2 separate regions of the Homo sapiens genome follow, and region 2 is linked to region 1. Evidence: chromatin contacts called from ENCODE Hi-C or POLR2A ChIA-PET data. All regions are on one chromosome and are shown on one strand. The core of a region is the stretch at or near the end of the contact, and the rest is flanking DNA. Distances in the headings are between cores, read along the strand shown.

The links. Hi-C counts contacts between places; a loop is a spot of excess contacts on that map. ChIA-PET counts read pairs that join two places held with the same protein, here RNA polymerase II (POLR2A). Pooled maps may share reads with other maps.
Region 2: a loop to region 1 is called in a pooled map, with 6 times the contacts of the local background. The contact joins the promoter of OCIAD1 here to the enhancer-like site in region 1. A Hi-C loop is called at or near these places in 3 of 37 single-sample maps with no recorded cell type and 5 of 50 pooled maps. POLR2A ChIA-PET finds 5 or more read pairs at or near these places in 2 of 52 experiments (H1 and OCI-LY7).

The regions. Positions count from the first base shown.
Region 1 is chr4:48,034,812-48,041,763 of GRCh38, reverse strand. It overlaps NIPAL1 (NIPA like domain containing 1), which reads right to left. Exons shown (of 6, transcript NM_207330.3): 5 at 6,723-6,883; 6 at 1,591-6,202. The coding sequence ends at 5,592. Among named protein-coding and RNA genes, the nearest start is that of NIPAL1, 22 kb to the right of the region's middle. RefSeq lists enhancers at 4,752-4,811, 4,832-5,091. Within about 2 kb of position 4,868, at least 5 of the 41 ENCODE cell types and tissues checked have a DNase peak (open chromatin) inside an H3K27ac peak, as active enhancers do; they include OCI-LY7, where a contact is called at or near this core.
Region 2 is chr4:48,827,728-48,833,914 of GRCh38, reverse strand. It overlaps OCIAD1 (OCIA domain containing 1), which reads right to left and starts at 2,827. Exons shown (of 9, transcript NM_017830.4): 1 at 2,666-2,827; 2 at 1,233-1,295; 3 at 434-514. The coding sequence starts at 1,290. RefSeq lists enhancers at 1,911-2,473, 2,474-3,037, 2,880-3,259.

The DNA.
Region 1 (6,952 bases), core at 3,619-6,118:
TTTGCCCATTCCTGAAACAATCTGTGTTATTGGCCTTGAGCTATGGGGCGTGCTTGAGTTTATTTTCTGAATGTTTGCGAGGCACAATTAACTCAGGGAGGAGCCATATGTCATTACCCAGTACCCATTCTAGAGGTAATGTAGAGGTTTTCTCTCTCTCTCTCTCTCTCTTTTTTTTGGTTTCTTTTGTTTTTTGGAGAATGGAGTTTCACTCTTGTTGCCCAGGCTGGAGTACAATGGCACAATTTCGGCTCACCGCAACCACCGCTTCCCGGGTTCAAGCAATTCTCCTGCCTCAGCATCCCAAGTAGCTGGGATTACAGGCACGTGCCACCACACCCGGCTAATTTTTGTATTTTTAGTAGAGACAGGGTTTTGTCATCTTGGCCATGATGAAACCTCCAGGCTGGACGAAACTCACCTGAGCTCCTGACCTCAGGTGATCCGCCCGCCTCATCCTCCCAAAGTGCTGGGATTATAGGTGTGAGCCTCTGGGCCCAGCCTCTTCTGCTTGATTTTTTAAAGACAGGATCTTGCCCAGGCTGGAGTGCAGTGGCATGATTATAGCTCACTGCAGCCTACAATTCCTGGACTTGAGGGAATCTCCTACTTCTGTTTCCTAAGTAGTTGGAACTACAGGGACATGCTACCACACTTGGCTAATGTTTTTAAAAATTTTTATAGAGACGAGGTCTAGTTTTATGGCCCAGCCTTGCTCAAACTCCTGGCCTCTAGCTATCCTCCCACCTTGGCCTCCCAAAGTGCTGGGATTATAGGCTTGAGGCACTGCACCCAGCCCCTAGATAATTTTTTGAATTTTTATGAATTTAAAACAATTGAGGGTGTTGTTCTCAAACAGGAATTCAAACCAAAACAGAAAATTTATAACATGATGTGGCTAATCCATGAAGCAAAGCTGTAGTTCCACAGAGCTAGAAGAAAACTCACTGAGGGTTTATAAAGCATGGTACCAAATATATTTATACTAGTTATTGTTCTGAGGGGAGATTTTATTATTGACAGCTTTGAGCTTTTGTTCAATTTGAAGGATAAGAGTTTCTTCTGTTCAGGTGCTTTTGTTTAAGCTGTTACATGGGAGATGGTCTTGCAGAGAGCCTTCTAAAAACAAATTTCAATTTCAAGGGAAACAAAATAGCAACATTAACATCAGTGCAGTTTTTTTTTTTTTTTGAAACACTGAAACATTTATTTTGTGAGATGAGTCAGAGCCTCCCTCTGTTGCCCAGGCTGGAGTGCAGTGGCATGATCTCAGCTCACTGCAACCTCTGCCTCCCAGGTTCAAGCAATTCTGCCTCAGCCTCCCAAGTAGCTGGGATTACAGGCGCGTGCCACCATACCCAGCTAATTTTTTATATTTTTGGTAGAGACAGGGTTTCACCTTGTTGGCCAGGCTGGTCTCGAACTCCTGACCTCAAGTGATCTGCCCGCCTCGACCTCCCAAAGTGCTGACATTACAGGCATGAGCCACCGGCCCAGCCTGAAACTTTCCTTTTAATCTCAAAACAAAATGGGAATAGTTTTGCCATTACATATGCTTAACATTTATAAACTAAAAACTGAACTCAAAAGCATAATTAAATAACATTTTATTGCAAATGAAAAATATACAAACATTTAAGATTTATAAACTTTCTAAAATCAACAGTAAAAACACTTGCAAAATATAAGGCTTCATGAACAGTTTATTCAAAATATTTGAGAACATTTCATATATTCATATATTTTTCCACAAAGCTTTGTTGGCGGGGCTAAATAGCATTTAGTTCAGTTTTTCTGGTTTTATTAAGAAAAATATTTTTATTGGAATAATTTTGTATTGGTGTTGAGATAGTATGATGAATTCACTTTCACTTGCATTATTTAAAATGAGATAATGTGACAAATTGAGAAAAGATGAATGTATAAAAATAGGCACTCAATGGTCCTTTTAAGTCTCTAGTGACAAGACTGTAAGAATTCAAATGTTGATTCAAAGAAAAGTACATTTTACTAAGTGCCTATTATCAGGCATAATGCCAGATGCTTTCCATGTATTTAATACTTTAAAATATGTGTTAATTTCATGTGCTAAATCCAAAGGGTCTTATGAAAATTGTGCAATCTGAACTTATAATAAATAACCATTGACCTAAGAATAAAATTGTAAGACAAAAGTATAATGAAACTTATCTTTACAGAAGTAGGAAAATCTTTCCATTTGTCCTGTGTGAGCACAACTTTGTAATCCTTAATAACACACATGCAGATATTCACATAATAAATCTTAAGATATGTACATGATGACAAAGTATTAAAATATATACATAAACTACCAGTTAAGACTAATAGTCTGAATATAGGGGTCCAGCATTTTATTCTTCCTTAGAAAATATCTTCCTATTTGGGAATTTTTTTTTTTTTTGAGACGGAGTCTTGCTGTTACCCAGGCTGGAGTGTGGTGGCACAATCTTGGCTCACTGCAACCTGCCCCTCCTTGCTTCAAGCAATTCCCTGCCTCAGCCTCCGGGGTAGTTGGGATTATAGGCACCCGCAACCATGCCTGGCTAATTTTTGTATTTTTAGTAGAGACGGGGTTTCACCATGTTGGCCAGGCTGGTCTTGAACTCCTGTCCTTGTGATCTACCCGCCTCAGCCTCCCAAAGTGCTGGGATTACAGGTGTGAGCCACTGCACCCAGTCAAAAATTTTTTAGTGTTAGATTTGCAACAACATTTTTTTTTTTAATGCATGTGCATCAGTAACTTTTATGTAGACAGTTTTCAAATATTTCATTGTTTCTCAGCATACTTCAACTCATTAAATCTTTCCCAGTCTTCCTCCTGGGCATGCATACATGTCAACATCAGTTCAATTTCCTGTCCAGGGTACACAATGAGCCTTGTGTTTGGGAACCTTTGACCTGGTCATAACGTACCAAGGGCAAACACCTTGTAAAAGGTGACACAAAGAAATGTCTGAAACTTAAATTCGCCAGAACACAGAATCACCAGAGTCCCAGGTTGGATGTCAAGAAAAGTGCCATTAATTTCCTCACCAAGGTGTCCTAGAGAGATCAATAAAGTTCTTAATATTAAAAGAAAAAATATTAAAATTTCTGCAATTTTCAAATGCCACTTTATCAGAAGATACTTTTTTGGGTCAGGGTCTCACTCTTGTCACCCAGGCTGGAATGCAGTGGCACAATCATAACTTACTGCAGCCTTGAACTCCTAAGCTCAAATGATCCTCCTGACTCAGCCTCTTGATGTTTTTTACATTTTTTAGAGACATGGGGTCTAGTTTATTGCCCAGGCTGGTCTCAAACTCCTGGGGACTAGAAATCCTCCCACCTGAGCCCCCCAAAGTGTTGGAATTACAGGTGTGAGCCATTGCCCAGACAGAAGATACTTTTACTACAAACTTGTGTTCATAGCTTATATATCTGATATACAAGTAAAGTGAAACAGCAATCAACAGAGTAAACACATTTTTGACCTGAGGTATCAACCCATGGACCTTCCATGGATTATCGATTTTCAAAAACGTAGAATGCATTAGAATTGCACTCAACACTAAACTATGCTGAAAAGACTATAATGTATAATGGAACATTAGGGCCTTGCAGCCATCTCAGGTAGGTTGTCATTGTGAACATCAGTCATTGTTTAATAGAACTGTGGAAATGCTGAAGTTAGTTTAATCGAATTCTGAATAATAAAGTTTACCATTATTACCTCAGGTAGTCTTGAAGTAGCTTAGAAACAAAAACCAAACCTAATAACATTTAAGGTTAGAGCAGAAAAACATTCAGTCTACCTGAATTTTTTTTTTTTTAATGACAACTTTTTGGTTAGGATTTTTGTTTTGAGAAAAATAAGATTGTTATAAAAATAAGATAGCCAATTTATTTTCCATAAAATCAATAAGTGACAGTAAATCTGTCCATCACATTAAAGACCACCAAAAATGTTATTCCTGCCATGCATTTGAAATGAGAGGGGAAAATTTTATAAACATTTTAATGTGCGAAAAAGGTATTTTCCTGCAGTAGCCCCTGAGATCTTAGTATTTTGTTTGCCAGGAAGTTAACTTTCTATCCTATTAGAATATATCTATTTTTAAAGGTTAGTAACTAATTATAATTTCCTTAATAAGGGTGAAAGTGCAAAATTTCAAGAGAGCCATTATGATAATTTGTTCAGATTTTTCACAAAGATTTTTCTAGTTGCTTCCAAACAGTCTGTGGAAAACTCACTCTTTAGGGATAAAACATTTGAGAGCAATCGAAATGTAGGATATAATCCTGAAATAATGTAGCAATCTTTTACAAAAATCTCTATATCAACAAGAAAAATAACCTTTAGGATAATAGTAAAAGAAAAGGAAAAAAAATGAACATAAGTGACTCCAAAGCTGAATTCACCTGGACTTCTTCAGAAACTCCATTTTGTCCTATGTCTTCCAGACCTGAGTTAATTAATGGAACCTGTGAAAACAATCACGTGTCTGTGTTTTTGTGAGAAGAAAACTTTTTCCTTTATCTGAAGTATTTTTCTCTTCCTCCGTTCTCCCTCTTTAACTGGTAGTAAATTCCTATGATAATGTCAATAAGTTACAATTCATAAACTCTTCATGGGTGGGTATGTCTTGTGTATTCTAGCCCACTAACAAATAAAGCAGGCTTTTTTTTAAATTTCTTTTTTCTTAAAATAACTAATTAGCTATCTAGTTTAAGAAGGAGGTGCAGAAGGAAGAACAAAGCACCCGTGGTTTCACTTCTGTTTTAAAAAAAGTTTTTTAAAGCAAAAGCCCCTGGCCCTTTCTCTTCTTCTTTTTTGAGACAGGGCCTTGCTTTGTCACCCAGGCTGGAGCACAATGGCGCAATCTGGGCTCACGGCAGCCCCAACCTCGCAGACTCAAGCAATCCTCCCACCTCAGGCTCCCGGGTGGCTGGAACTACAGGCATGTGCCACCACGCCTGGCTAATTTTTGTATTTTTTGTAGAGACAGGGTCTCGCCTTGTGGCCCAAGGTGGTCTCGAACTCCTGAGCTCAAGTGATCTGTCCGCCTTGGCCTCCCAAACTGCTAGGATTACAGGTGTGAACCACCATGCCTGGCCTCTCTTCTCAGTTTTAATATGAGAAATTACATGATTATACCTTTCTGAAATCTTGTTGAGTTTGAAATTATGACTCAACGGAGAATATGACTGATACTGTGTCTATCAGAACACTGCTAACTGTATATTGGTGAATGACTGTAAGTCTAAAAATAGCTACCAAAGAAATGAAGAGCCACCTGGCAGAGACAAAGATACTGTGACCAGAAGAAGGAGATTATTCTGAGACACACATAGCTCTTTGACTTCTTTGATCCTTAGAGAGTATTTCAAAGTTTGTAGAGATTCTGGAGGATAATCAATTTGATTTTCAAATTCAATGGCCAAAAAAATGGCATTTTTACTTGGCCTCACATCTAAATTAGTTAGAACTGCAAAAATGCTAACTTTCCTAGCAGTTCTTCCAAGAAGCAAGCATTCATTTTCCTCTTCGTGTGTCTCATATTGGTTAAAACTCAGTGTTTCTAGAGACTTCAGTCATCAGTTCTACTAAACAAGGTAACGTCATCATTGTATCCTGGGGCTGAACACTCCAAGTTCTCTAGTAAAACATAATTGTTTTCATTGACATTCAGAGAGACGGCTTCTTTCTTAGCAGTGGATGTAAGCTCACTCCAAGTAATGTCAGTATTTTTAAAAGCATGTAGAAGGAAGATGCCAATGATAATAGTGAAGAATCCACTCAGGGTCCCAATGATATCTCCAGCTGTCATGCCATACCACTCTTGGAATAAGATGGCAGAGCAAGTCACTACCATGGATGTGAAGAATACATAATAAATGGGTGTCACAAGAGAGGTATTAAAGGTGTCCAGTGCCTTGTTGAGATAGTTAATCTGTGTAGTTACTGAAAGCACAAGTACAGCCAGCAAAACAAAGACCAGCGGATGTTTGTAAACTGGCTTCCATTCTATCAGCTCCTTAATGGCAATTCCCAGGCCTTTCACAGAAGAAACTGAAAACGCTCCAATCAAGGAACAGATTGAAATATAAACCAATATATTGGTCTGTCCTTTCTTGGGAGCCACAATCAAAATCAGCACCAAGGAGATCACAGTTATGATCACAGCAAAGGAAATAAACCCTGTTAGAAGGAGAAAAGAATTTGACTTTAGAAAATGCTCACAGGATTATACCTTTCTGAAATCTTGTTAGTCATGAGTTTAAGAGCATAGGTATTTTAGAAATAGAAGTGAGATCAAATTAAAAACAACATTCTATTGCATAGTTCTCAATATTTTACAAAGGATTTTCACAAACATATCATTTAAATCTCACCAATACCACTATGAGCTAGGGCGAATATTATCAGATTAACTTTTTATTTTCAGAGGAAGAGAGTGGCAAAGATTTGATTTTGAATATATGTCTTTTGCCTCTACCATCCCCACCTCTCCCTTTCATTGTGTAACAGGGGAAGCATGAACACAAAAATAAGTTCTGCCATCTTTTCAGGAGAAATAATAATCAAACCTCACTGTGTCTCACAACCCACAATGCGGCCCACAATGTAGAAAGCTTATTACAATATTATTACAGATACTATTTGGTGAGGAGAGAAAGTGGAGCAGAATTTGAGTGGTTCTTTAGGTTGAATCACAGACCTGGGTCTCTCAATTTCATTTCCATTTCATGCAAAGATGTGACTTCCTCTTCTTGTGGGGCATGGATAACCATCACAGTTGACCCCAATATACTTAATATGCAGCCTATTTTCCCATGAATGTTCAAGTGCTCGTTTAAAAAGTAGGAAGATAATATTGCACTGTTGGGAGAGAAAAAATTAAAAATCACTATAGCTCAATTACCTTTTGATCCCATGGCAGCTCAGAAG
Region 2 (6,187 bases), core at 1,578-4,077, 790 kb before region 1:
AAGCATTAAGAGTAAAATCTGTTTCAGACAGACCTGTTTTCAACTCCAAACATCGTAATTTATCACCTGTGTAACACTAAGTGTTGCCATTTAACATCTCTAAACCTCAATTCCTTCACCTGTAAAGTGAGGGTAATAATAGTTATCAACCTTATTGGGTTGTTTTTATATAATCTATGTACACACAGTAAATGCTAACTATTACTATTATCAACAAAATTACCTCATGGTTTTGTTAAAAATCTGGAAATAATTACTTTAAAATGTGTGCAATTCCTTTATCTCCTTAATCTCTTTTAACAACAACCACACTATGCAAAAAGTTTGCCAATTTGTTCTATACGGAGTTATTATAATTTCAGGTTCAAATTCAAGTCAAAATTTCAGGTACAAATTTTGGATCAAATTATATTAATTAGAAAATTGAACTCACATCTGAACCAGAAGCTTTCATCATTGCATTCTGCGAAGACTCTCCTTTCTTCCTCTGTTGGAATGTAATCAGGCCCTATGTCTTTTTACCAGGGAAAATCAGAAAACATTAAATTATCCATAATAAAACTAGGTCTGAAAAATTATCTTAGCCTAAACATTAACAAGAGGCACCCATTTTTTAAACTCAAATAATAAAACAACTGGCTTATGCACTTTTTTTGTTTTTTGAGACAGTGTTTCACTCTTGTTGCCCAGGCTGGAGTGCAATGGCGCGATCTCGGCTCACTGCAACCTCCACCTCCCGGGGTTCAAGCGATTCTCCTGCCTCAGCCTTCCGAGTAGCTGGGATTACAGGCACCCATCACCACGCCAGGCTAATTTTTTGTATTTTAGTAGATACGGGGTTTCACCATGTTAGCCAGGCTAGTCTCGAACTCCTGACCTCAGGTGTTCCACCCATCTCAGCCTCCCAAAGTGCTGGGATTACAGGCATGAGCCACCGAGCCAGGCCACTTATACACTTTCAACAAACTTTGACTTCAAATAGAATTAATGCTACTATCTGCTAGTCAGGACTGGCTACCTAATGTGCTGGGCCCAGTGCAAAATAAAAACGTGGGACTCCTTATCCAAATGATTATGAATTTCAAGATAACAAGACTAGAACATGAAACCAAGTATGGGGCGCTGTCTGCACATGCCCATGAAGCCAGCCCACCTGCCACTGTTACTCAAGGCAGTGAAAATTCCTTTACATAGGAAGTGCTTCTAATTATAAATACTTAATAGATAGTTACGGGGAATTGGTCTTGGAACCTCTGCATTCGGCTCTCGAAAATCAGCCCTCCCATTCATCTTTCCTGTATCAAAAACATTACATATTAAGTATTAGAAACTATCACTAGATAGGTCAAAGTAAATCAAGACGTATGATATAGTAAAACTACTAGTCTACACAGCAATCAATCAACAAATATTTATTAAACACTACTATATCTTACGTACTCCACATGTAAATAGCTAGATGAAAAAGTAACAGACCTACTGATTAATTTGGAACTCACTATTCAGGTTAAGTCCCTTAATTGAAAAAGCATATGCGTTTTATAAGTTTATAATTTTTTTTACTATCAAGATATCAATAAAATAACAGACATATTTTTTCCTCCTGGAAGTGGGTTCTTTCACATCCTATGTTTTGGTCGTTTCTCGAATCTATGCCCAATGATTAGGATAATTCCCCAAAATAGAAGAGAAAAAAAATTTCAAGTCATTTCTGAGCTTCCATATTAAAAAATGAAATAATCATCAGAAACATTCAACCTCTCCCACAAAGGAGCACTCCAAAATTATGGAATAACAAAGACGACATATCCTTCTCCCTGTGAGGTAAAACTAACAGCAAATTCTGTATCTCCAAATTTCCTTCCACCCCAAGAATATAAGAAAAAAATGCATAAAATTCCAAGAATATACATTTTTTATTTGGTTCTTTTTTTAAAAACTCATATATTGGGACTCAGACCAACAGATCAAGTAACCGTATTTTACAGAACGTTTACGTGGGATCATGATTATTCTCATTTTAAAAACAATTTGCATGGAAACAGGAAATGGCATACACAATGAGGACAGCAACTGAGCCCTTCCATAATTCATTCAGTCAATAAGCCATGAAGGCCTACTACATGCCAACCCCTTAATTAGAGAAAAGAAATAAAAAAGGTCAGCTGAATTCATGGATGGATGGAGCCTGCTGAATAAACTACCTTTACCCTACAACCGTATGAGAAAAAATGAAACCCTCTTATTTCCCATAACGGCATCCTTCCTAGAAACACCAGGAAGACTGTCAGGGCTGACACGGCGCTTAAGACAATACCATTTTAAGTTCTTTACACAAAACAACGCTGGATTAAAGCCTAAGCGGCCTACAACCGCTGATTACCGCACTCCATCCTCCACCCAGTGTCCGTCTCCCACCTGCCGTTACAGACTGAGCAGCAACCCCACACGCATCCGTGACCACGAACTTCCCCAGCTCACACCCCCAGAAGCACTCCGTCGCCTCCCGCAGTCACCGGCACTCAGGAGGCCGAGACCCGAGCGCGATCTGTCCACCCTCACAGGCAGGAAAATGGCGGAAGGTGCGAAAGTCGTGGATGGCCGCAAAGGTGGTGAGGGGATACGCGGAGGGCAACAACGGGGCTGTTTGCGTCACCTCACCCACCTCCCGACGACAGCAGCAGGCGACTGCAAGGAAAACCAAGCGATCAGGGGCAGAAGGCCCGGAGGGTGGACTCGAGAGGGGGCAGGGAGGGAGAAAAGTGCAAGGTACCGCGGGGAGGGGGAGGGGTAGAACAGCCGCAAGAAGTCATCCAGACAGGGGCTCAAAATGACCGCGACCCGGAGGCACTGTATACTTACGGCAGGAAATGACGTCAGACCTCACTGCGGGTCTGAGAGCCAGCAGCCTAGGAATAGACGCATGCGTATACTCGTCCCTTTGCCCTTTCAGGCAGCTGCGGCCACGAGCCGCACTGCGACTGCGCAGGCGACAGCGGCGGACCAAGAACCCTGCCCCGCCCCTTCCCTGGATGGCGGGGAAGGGGGTTGGGAGTAGGCTTGACTTTGGGCTGTTGTGATGCACCTCTCTGGTCTTCTCGTGGCGGCTGGCGGGAACGTTCCGGAACCCTCTGTTGTCCCTCTTTTGAGAGCGACTTTATAAATTATCTCTTTTATGAGATAATTTCATTCTTTGAGCCTGTAGGCTAAGTAGTAGAAAGTAATTTTTAAGCATGCATACCTGGTTATTTGTCACACCCTCTTGATCCAAGTTTCCAACAAGTTCTACAACCTCTGGCAGGGTACCGTGATCTCTCTGAGGCTACGGTTTTTCTCACCTGAAAAGTGGAATTACATATAGGGTTGTTAGAATTAAAACAACACATCACTGTCTATTAATGAGGGGGCTCACGACTTCTACACATCAGACATGGTGCTGCCACACCCAGCCAATCAGCATTTTACTCATTTTCATACATTCCTTCCTGAAGTATTTATTAGTGCCATGTACTGCAAGTTATTAGTGACTAAACAGTGGGCAAATCCAGTCCTACTATTTGTCAACCCCTCAAAGCCTCTCAGGTTTCTCATCTCTTTCTGAGCCCCTTTGCCACTTTATCATTTAACATTTATTCTCCCGAAGACATACTTAAGGGAGACAGTCACGTGAAACGAATCCAACGCTGTGTTTCCTTCCTTGGAGTCTTTTGATAGCTCCAGTCATGCACCGAATATAAGGCCCATCATGGCCTGGTGGTGCCTGTGCCTTTTGAGCGTCACTTTCTTCTATTTCAGGGTTCACTAACAAGAAACAGCCTGGAGGTCTTTGCCCTCAGTGTTCTCTGTGCACTGTTTCCCCAGTACAACTCTACTCCCTGCTTTGTCAATTCTAACGATATTTCAAAATTCTGCTTTTACATCACCACCTTTGTGATGCCTTCCCTGAAATACACCCCAGAGAAGTAATCACTCTTCCTTCTTAGTCCTTAGCTTGTCCATACTGCTGTCACTGCAATGTACTTTTGCACTGAATAGTGATCTTTTTTACTTACGTCTGTCTCTGTTACAGAGCTCCTTTAGGACAGAGATGTTGGCTTGTAAGTCTTTATAGAACCAAATAAATCCCTGAGATAATCAGTATTAGTAACTAATACTCATTTTGTTCCTGGGACAAGCTAATTTACTTCTGGGCCCAGGGCTTGTGCAATTGCTGTTCCCTCTTCTAGACCACTGTTCTTCCAGATGTTCAACGTGGCTTTTTGTCTGAGACTTCAGTTGATGTCACCACATCAGAGAGGCATTCCTTGACCACCCAATTAACATGGCACCCCAGTCACTCTCCATGTTACCTTGCTTATTGTTTTCATAGTATTTGTTATGGTCTAAAACAATGATTTGTTTGTGTATTGTCTCTCTTCACTAAAAAGGTCTATGACAGTAGGAGCCGTATTTGCCTAGCATCAGTGATTGGCACATGATCATATGAAGCCAACAAATATTTCTTAAATGAATTTGTTGAATGCATTTTTATAGGAGAAAAAACAAAAATAAGAAAATTAAAAGACATTCTAGAAGAAACAAAAATAAAAAAATTAGAAGACATTCTAGGTGGTGAGCTTTATGTTAAAGCAAAGTTTTTTGTTGTTTTTTTTTTTAGGACAGGGCCTTGCTCTATTGTCTAGACCGTAGTACAGTGGTGCCATCTCGGCTCACTGCAACCTTCGCCTCCCAGATTCAAGCAATTCTTGTGCCTCAGCCTCCTGAGTAGCTGGGACCACAGGTGTGCACCACCACGCCCAGCTAATTTTTTTATTTGTAGAAGAGACAGAGTTTCACTACTTTACCAGCCTGGTCTCCAATTCCTGGCCTCAAGTGATCTGCCCACTTTGGCCTCCCGAAGTGCTGGGGTTATAGGCATGAGCCACTGCACCAACTTTAAAGCAAAGTCTTTTTCTTTGCTTCCTGACTAGATTGTAAGATTCCAGAATCCAGTTTTATCATATTCTTTATACTTACTGAGCCAGGCCTAACACATAGTGTGTCCTAAATTGGTGGGTTCTTGGTCTCACTGACTTCAAGAATGAAGCTGCGGACCCTCACGGTGAGCGTTACAGTTCTTAAAGATGGTGTGTCCAGACTTTGTTCCTTCTGATGTTCGGACATGCTCGGAGTTTATTCCTTCTGGTGGGTTCGTGGTCTTGCTGGCTTCAGGAGTGAAGCTGCAGACCTTCGCAGTGAGTGTTACAGCTCTTAAGGCGGTGCATCTGGAGTTGTTCATTCCTCCCGTCTGGAGTTGTTAATCCCTCCAGGTGGGTTCATGGTCTCACTGGCCTCAGGAGTGAAGTTGCAGACCTTCACAGTGAGTGTTACAGCTCATAAAGGTGGTGCAGACCCAAAGAGTGAGCAGCAGCAAGATTTATTGCAAAGAGCAAAAGAACAAAGCTTCCACAGTGTGGAAGGGGACCTGAGTGGGTTGCCGCTGCTGGCTCAAGAGGCCTGCTTTTATTCCCTTATCTGGCCCCACACACATCCTGCTGATTGGTCCATTGTACAGAGAGTTGATTGGTCCATTGTACAGAGAGCTGATTGGTCAATTTTGACAGGGTGCTGATTGGTGCATTTACAATCCATGAGCTAGACACAGAGTGCTGATTGGTGCATTTACAATCCTTTAGCTAGACACAAAAGTTCTCCAAGTCCCCACTAGATTAGGTAGACACAGAGCACTGATTGGTGCATTTACAAACCTTGAGCTAGACATAGGGTGCTGATTGGTGCATTTACAAACCTTTCCCTAGACATAAAAGTTCTCCAAGTCCCCACTAGATTAGCCAGACACAGAGCACTGATTGGTGCATTTACAAACCTTTAGGTAGACAAAGAGTGCTGATTGGTGCATTTACAATCCTCTAGTGAGACATAAAAGTTCTCCAAGTCCCCACCAGAGTAGCTAGATACAGAGTGCTGATTGGTGCATCTACAAACCCCGAGCTAGACACAGAGTGCTGATTGGTGCATACACAATCCTCCAGCTAGACATAAAAGTTCTCCAAGTCCCCACCCAACTCTGGAGCCCAGCTGGCTTCACCTAGTGGATCCCATGCCGGGGCTGCAGGTGGAGCTACCCGCCAGTCCCACGCCACGTGCCTGCAATAGCACATGGTAGATTGATAAGTCTATTTTCTGT